Linked DNA regions of Homo sapiens: region 2 is linked to region 1. Evidence: chromatin contacts called from ENCODE Hi-C data. All regions are on one chromosome and are shown on one strand. The core of a region is the stretch at or near the end of the contact, and the rest is flanking DNA. Distances in the headings are between cores, read along the strand shown. Region 1 holds the start of ERP29 (endoplasmic reticulum protein 29). Region 2 holds the start of OAS3 (2'-5'-oligoadenylate synthetase 3).

Evidence for each region. Hi-C counts contacts between places; a loop is a spot of excess contacts on that map. Pooled maps may share reads with other maps.
Region 2: a pooled map shows a loop between it and region 1 (5-fold over the local background). The contact joins the promoter of OAS3 here to the promoter of ERP29 in region 1. A Hi-C loop is called at or near these places in 5 of 37 single-sample maps with no recorded cell type and 5 of 50 pooled maps.

What each region holds. Positions count from the first base shown.
Region 1 is chr12:112,011,507-112,015,149 of GRCh38, reverse strand. It overlaps ERP29 (endoplasmic reticulum protein 29), which reads right to left and starts at 1,724. Exons shown (of 3, transcript NM_006817.4): 1 at 1,541-1,724. The coding sequence starts at 1,684. It overlaps TMEM116 (transmembrane protein 116), which reads left to right and starts at 1,985. Exons shown (of 11, transcript NM_001193531.2): 1 at 1,985-2,148. RefSeq lists enhancers at 251-390, 2,061-2,250, 2,121-3,009, 3,514-3,643 and silencers at 1,391-1,480, 1,821-1,900.
Region 2 is chr12:112,936,925-112,940,567 of GRCh38, reverse strand. OAS3 (2'-5'-oligoadenylate synthetase 3) reads right to left here and starts at 2,094. Exons shown (of 16, transcript NM_006187.4): 1 at 1,861-2,094. The coding sequence starts at 2,037. RefSeq lists enhancers at 208-377, 1,376-1,545, 1,969-2,138, 2,102-2,411, 2,306-2,475 and a silencer at 1,792-1,881.

The sequences.
Region 1 (3,643 bases), core at 475-2,974:
TGCAGTGGCGTGATCTTGGCTCACCGCAACCTCCGCCTCCTGGGTTCAAGCAATTCTCCTGTCTAAGCCTCCCGAGGAGCTGGGACTACAGGTGTCCACCACCACGCCCAGCTAATTTTTGTATTTTTAGTAGGGACGGGGTTTCACCTTGTTGGTCAGGCTGGTCTCAAACTCCTGACCTCAGGTGATCTACCCGCCTCAGCCTCCCAAAGTGCTGGGATTACAGGCGTGAGCCACTAAGCCCGGCCTACACTTTTAAATTCTTGAAACTTTGCCTTGAATGAGCTGCAAGTGCCAAATCCACGACAGGGAACGCTTGAAAATAGGAGACTTCAACCACTGGAGACAACTACTTCTTGGTTTCACTTCCCCACAATGAGTACAAAACCTGAAAATGAAATGACTGGCTCTCTCGCAACACTAAGCTTGCCCATCTCCTAGAGGAAGTTAAAAGCTGCTCGTGGGTGAAGACAGGTGCAAGAGGAGGGGACTGGGACTGCGGTGTTGCATTCAGCCACCATTTCCAACCGTCCATTTACTCAGGCCAGGATCCCTAATTCTGCAAAAATGGAAGGGGGGAAAGGCGGAGGTAGTGGCAAATTCTTCCATGCCTTGACCCAATTTTACTGATTTTGTTGCCAACCCCAAGATGTTTCCTACAACAGCTATCCCCAACCTTTTTGGCACCAAGAACTGGTTTCATGGAAGACAACTTTTCCACGGGGTTGGGTGGTTTCGACATGAACCTGTTTCGCCTCAGATCATCAGGCATTAGATTCTGATAAGAAGCACACAACCTGGATCCCTCACATGCGTAGTTCACAATAAAGGTCGTGCTCCTATGAGAATGTAATGCCGCAGCTGATGTAACAGGAGGCGGAGCTCAGGCTGTAGTGCTAGCTCGCCTGCCGCTCACCTCCTGCTGTGCGGCCCGGTTTCTAACAGGCCACCGACGGGCCTGGTGGTTGGGGACCCCTGCTTTACAGGGTGGCTGAACTGAAGCTTATTCTTCACGCTTGCACTATTCAAGATGTATGATATCTGATCATTGTTTGCACACTGCAAAGCAGGCTGCAATCCAACCCTGGGAAGAGGGGCGCGGACACGCAGGCTAACGCGCCTGCATTTCCCCCCGCCAACCCCTCCCAGCTTCCACAGCCGGGAGCCCGGTGGCGTCGACCTCGCACCGCCCTCCGGTTCTCCCACTTGGGACTCGAGGGTTGGATCTCGCCAGGCACCGCCCTCTCCCCACAGGTGAAGGGAAGGGGCACCCAGTTCCCTCGGCTGCATCTTTGCAAGGGTGGATGCAAGTATAAATGCTGCAAAAGCAAGGGTGCGCCGGGGCCCTGAAGCGTGCATGCCCGGTGGTCATAACATTCTCCGCTCAGAGTCCACTAGGCCTGTAGGACGCCGGGAAGCTCTGGGACCGTTGCTACAGACCACCTCCCGTCAGCTCCCGGAATCCAGCGTCTCCCCACGGGCGCGCGCTCTTCCGGGCGCCCCGGCGGCACCTGCGCGCGACGTCCCCCGCCCCGGTTACCTTGTAGAAAGTGACCGTATCCAGGGGAAGGGCGCCCTTGGTGTGCAGGCCGCTGCCGCCATGCGGAGCGGAGAGGAGCAGGAAGCCCAGGAGAAGGGGAAGCAGCGGGGAGAGAAATGCGGCGCGGGGCACAGCGGCAGCCATATCGCCGGGTTCCTGCAGAGGGAGGTAGGTAAGCGATAGTGGAGAACGCCCCGAGTCAGCGGTCACGTGACTGGGGGGGCGGACTCACGCGCGCTCACGTGGACACCCCAGGAGGCTCCCATCTGTCTAGGGTGAGAGGGTGGGGCCACGTGAGGGGCGGGGCGAGGGAGGGGAAGCTGCTGCGCACGCGTACTCGGCGAAGCTCGCGTAGGGCCTGGGTAAAAGGGCGGGGCCACGTTGCGGGCGGGAAAATGGGCTCCTGCGCGCGCGCACTCGCCGAGTCTTCCGGCGGGTCCGCCCAGTTCCGTTCCTGCTCCGCTTGAGGAGAAGCGCCAAGTGCGCATGGGGACGCTATAGCAATTCGTTTGCTGTCCTTCCTCTCCTTCGAAGATGACAAGGCCTACCATCGTTTCTTCCTGCCTTTGGGCCGTCAGGCAGTTGGTTGGGACCCGCTCCAACCCTCGGTCAGTCTATTAGTCAAGTTCAGCCGTTATTCTCAGTCAGGCTCCGTCACCACCCTGACCCAGGCGGGCAGTGGCTCCGCGGCTTCCCTGAGCTTTTTGGCCAGGCTTGGCGGTCAGTGTGGCAAGCAGGGCCCTCTTAGGCCCGATCTGAGGTGAGCGCCTCCCCTGGGAGACGCCAGGCTCCTGGGATCCGCCCAGCCAAGGCCCACCCTCCAGGAACCCCAGACGCAATTCTAATCATTCTGTTCCGCAGGTAGTCACTCGGTCCCTGGCTTGTGCCAGACTCTGGCTTTGCCTGCGGGGCTACGGAATAAGCAGAAACAAGACCGTTGTGTGCTGAAGGCACGCACTTTGTTGGGGGAGGAGGCGGCATAGGAATAATGATCTAAACAGTGCAGTGTAATTGCTGTAAAATATTATTCCGGCTGGGCGCGTTGACTCACGTCTGTAATCCCAGCACTTTGGGAGGCCGAGGCAGGTGGATTACCTGAGGTCAGGAGTTCGAGACCAGCCTGGCCAACATGGTGAAACCCCGTTTCTACTAAAAATCAGGCGAGTGTGGTGGTGCGTGCCTGTAATCCCAGCTACTCAAGAGGCTGAGGCAGGAGAATTGCATGAACCCAGGAGGCGGAAGTTGGGGTGAGCCGAGATTTCGCCATTGCACTTCAGCCTAGGTGACAGAGCGAGACTCAGTCTCAAAAAGAAAAAAAAAGACCGTATTTTCTTATTGTAAAGAGACAGAGATTCAGCCATCCCTGCTCAGGAGCATCAGAGGAAGTTGTAGACAGGAGGTGACTTTTGAGCTGGACCTTGAAATAAGAGGGGGCGTGCATGAGGCAAAGAGAAACAGGGCATTTCTAACAATGGGAAAATTATGCACAGGCATGTTGGGGAACTGGTTGAGATGAATCTATGTAAAGGCGAACTGGCGCAACAGCTGCTGCCGCTCTTTTTTATTTTGATTGATTATTACTGAGCTTCCATGGGGCGGATTCGAAAGGGTCTCACCAAGCTAAAGGGTTTGGAGTCACCAGAAGTTTTAACTAGGAGAGTGAGGTTAGATTTGTGTGTAGAAACAGCACCCAGGTCAGCCTGGGCAACGTAATGAAACCTCGTCTCTACAATAAGTAGAAAAATTAGCCATGTGTGGTAGTGCATGCCTGTGGTCCCAGGTACTTGGGAGGCTGAGGCAGCAGGATCACTTGGACCTGAGGGGTCGAGGCTGCAGTCAGCCCTGATTGCTGCCACTGCACTCCAGTCTGGGCAACAGAGAAGACTGTCTCAAAACAAAAACAACATTACTCAGGAATGAAGGAAATGGATTGGAATTGAGAAGACGGGACTAAAGCCAATTAATGGGGTATGGCAATAGTCTAGTTGGAAGAGGTTAAGGTCATGCAGTAGGACATAATAGGGCTGAAGAAGTATGGATGGAATTGACAAACTTTTAAAGGGTAGAATTCACAAGATTTGATGAACAAATGCATGTAAGAGA
Region 2 (3,643 bases), core at 845-3,344, 930 kb before region 1:
TAGTGTTTCTTTCGGCAAAGCTTCCAACCTGAGGATTTGGAAAAGAAACTCCTAAACATTGTCAGAGCCACTGTTCTGTGTCTGGGATCTGACGTCTCTAATCTCACTTCCAACACAAAACAACTGTGATGTAGTTACATGTGGCTGCAGATATGGGGAGTGAGGCTCAGATGGTGAAATGAGTTACACAGCCAGTAAACAGCAAGAACCAGGATGGAGCCCTCCAGGAGCAAGGCTTGCCTCAAACTGGGACCCCCTACTTATCCCGATGATTATGCCAGTCCTTTTACTACCAGCTCCCACCATCTGGGGGCTGCTGACAAAGTGGGAACAGGGAATATTACAGGCTGGGCACTTCCTGCACGTTTTGCACACTCTCATCTCATTGAACCTTCCTCACAGCCCCAGAAGGAAGGTACCACTTTACAAAAGAGGAAACGAAAGCACAGGGAGATTGCACCGTGCTCACTTTACAAAGGAGACAATGAAAGCACAGGGAGATTGTGCTCCAGAACCCCCTCCCACCCCTTTCCAGGGAAGCTAAGGATGCCAGGGCTTTCCCTTGCTGCACAGAAATCCCTCCTGTCCATCTCCAAGGTAGAAACGGGACTTCACACCTCCTAGGCGACAAGTGTCTCCTCCTTCCCCACCTCCCAAGCTGAGAGTCAGCCCCAGGAAACCACTAGGTGCTCTGAGGCCATTTCTACTCTGCGTTTTCACTCCCTCTCCTGACAACCTCCTCTAGCACACCCAGGTTCCCTCCATCAATCCACTCCTGGCACCCCCAAATCTACCCTGAGGATAAGGTAGCTCATGACTTGTCTCCTCCCTGAATCTGCGAGTGTCCTGGGATCACAGTGGCAGTGTGGCTGTATTTAAGTGACAAAAAGTGACCCGGAGCCTGGGCAACATGGTGAAATCCCGTCTCTACAAAAAATGCAAAAATTACCTGGGCATGGTGGCTCACACCTGTAATCCCAGCACTTTGAAAGGCCAAGGCAAGTGGATCACTTGAGCCCAGGAGTTCCAGGCCAGCCTGGGCAACACGGCAAAACTCTATCTCTACAAAAAATGCAAATAATTAGCCAGGCATGGTAGTGTGCACCTGTAGTGCCAGCTACTTGGGAGGCTGAGGTGTGAGAATAACTTGAGCCCAGGAGGCGGAGGTTGCTGTGAGCCAAGATCATGCTACTGCACTCCAGCCTGGGTGACAGAGCGAGACCCTGTCTCAAAAAAAAAAAAAAAAAAAAAAAAAAAAAAAGATGTGACTCAGAGTAGTAATTTAGCGTCTAGCCTCAGTTTCCCTATCCATAAAACAGGTACAATAATACCTGCCTCACTGAACGTGGGGATGAAATGAGGTAATACTCATTTAATGAGATAATTTTCATTGTTATTTGATAATGTCTCAATAAATTGGGCTACTCTGGCTGTTACGCGGAGTGTTATTACTTCTGTAACCTTAAGGTCTGGCATAGTGTGAGGCCCACAGTCTGTTTGAATGACTGGGAGAATGAGTGAATGAGTGAATGAATGGATAAGAAGCAGCCTCTGAGAGTAGAGATGCAGGAATCAGGCTACTTGGATTTGAATCCTGGCTGGGCCTCTTACAGGATCGGACACGTCACTGTACCTCTCTGTGCCTCATTTTCTCTATCTGTCAAGCGGGCTTAAGAGTACCTACCTGGCTCGTATGTTCGGGGGAGTTAGCACGGGGCTGGCACATTGGAAGTATTTGTTAAAGAAATGAATGAGGTGCACAAGCGGATAAAGCCACCCCCACCGTAAGCCTATGTGAGGCTTAAGCGTCCTCCCAGGACTCCCCTTTGGACACATAAAGACCCCGAGGTGGGACCTCACCTTGACAGTTTTCAGCACCCGCGGGGCAGCAGCACCGAGGCGGCCCCCGCGCTCCCTCAGGGCAGCGGCCAGGGCGCCCAGAGCGCGCCGCGCCTTCTCTACGAACTCCTTCCGCGGCTGCAGCCTTCTGGCCACGAACCTGTCCAGCGCAGCGGCCGGGGTGCTGTACAAGTCCATGGCCGCCCGGCGCAGGTGCAAGGGGAAGCAGGGCTCTGGCGCGGCCTTCGGATTTCTGGTTTCGTTTTCCCGCCCGGCTCTCCGAACCACGCCCAGCTGGCCAGGTCCTAGGTCCTCGGTCCCGCGCGTGGCGTGAAACGGGGAGGGGCGCTGCAGTTCCTGTCTTCCCCAAACTTGGGAAATTCCCTGCTTTCAGTTTCGTTTCTTTCTAGCAGCTCTTGGACCTGACACCCACTTCCTGGTCCCCTTCCCAGCTACGACTTCCTCTCCTTCATCTCCTTGCTTCCAGCCGTCCCTGCAACCACCAGCTCCAACGAACTAATCACAACCTAACAAAGTATACCCACAGAACATATGGGTACATACTGAGTAACGTACTCTGAGCATTTCAGAAACGTGCAGGTTTTACATGGAAAAAAAAGGTCAGGATTTAATAAACGGAGAAGTCCTACCTCGCTGTCTGACTGAGGGATGCGTTCTAAACACCACTACCACCACCAACGATAATAAAGCACACTTGGAGACTCTCACTGACTCCTCCCAACGACCATGGTGTAGGTGCTATTATCATCACCCATTTGACAGATGAGGAAGTCAAGGTACAGAGGAACTAGGTAACTGTCCAAGGTAACACAGCTGGAAAGTTGTCTGGCTGGATTCAAACCCAGCCCAAGCCCACAGAGCTGCCCTCTTCAGAAGCCAACTCTTCCTAAATAATTTATACGTGTAATGCAGTTCCAATAAAAATTCCATCTTTAAAAACTTCAAACACACGATCTAAAGTCTGTCTGCAAGAATTAAAAATTATTTTGGAGGAGAAGGAGGAAGGAAAGTCAGTCAGTTTAGGATGGTACCTTGCACAACAATACTACATATTAAAACATTGTAAAGCTACAATAGGGAAATCCTCTTGGAATGGGCACAAAGCTAAGCGGACTGTAAGCTATAAGCTGCAGAGTGGAGATTTGAATCCAGGACCATTGCGCTTCTATCTTCATGGCCTGTCTCCTTTTTCTGCTTATTTCCTGCTGCTTCTCCACCCGGGTTCCTAGAGACTGCACACCTGAGCTCTCTTCCAGGCCTGGTCCAAGCCATAGCCTATCTCCTCCTCCCCATCTTACTAAAAAACTCCCAGGTCCTCTCTCCTGTCTGCTCCGGGACCCAGCATTTACTCTGCCTCTGAGTACACTTCAGGTAATAGTCTTAACAAGTGCTTCCTGACATCTGCACGGTAACTGAAAGGAAATAGATAGGATCAGAGTGTGAATTTCAGAGGTCATGGTCAACTAGAGGGAGAGATGCTGGGTCTGTAATATGTACACCAGCTAATATTTTGAGTAGTGAATGCTGCATCACTTGGAATATTCAAGTATGGGCAGGTTTTGTAGGTCAGGTGTTGTGGTGGGGATTTAAGTCAAGGGATTGAGCAATGATTTTCATTCTCGCCCATTAATCACAGTCTTCTTCCTGAGTCACAGGCCACTTTAGAAACTTTCCATTCAAGATAGTGGATTGAACACATGCTCAAAATTCTATTAAAATAGCAGCAAAGATATATTAAAAGCATAATGGAAATCAACAGGGTTGGAAACTGAGAAAAAGTGGA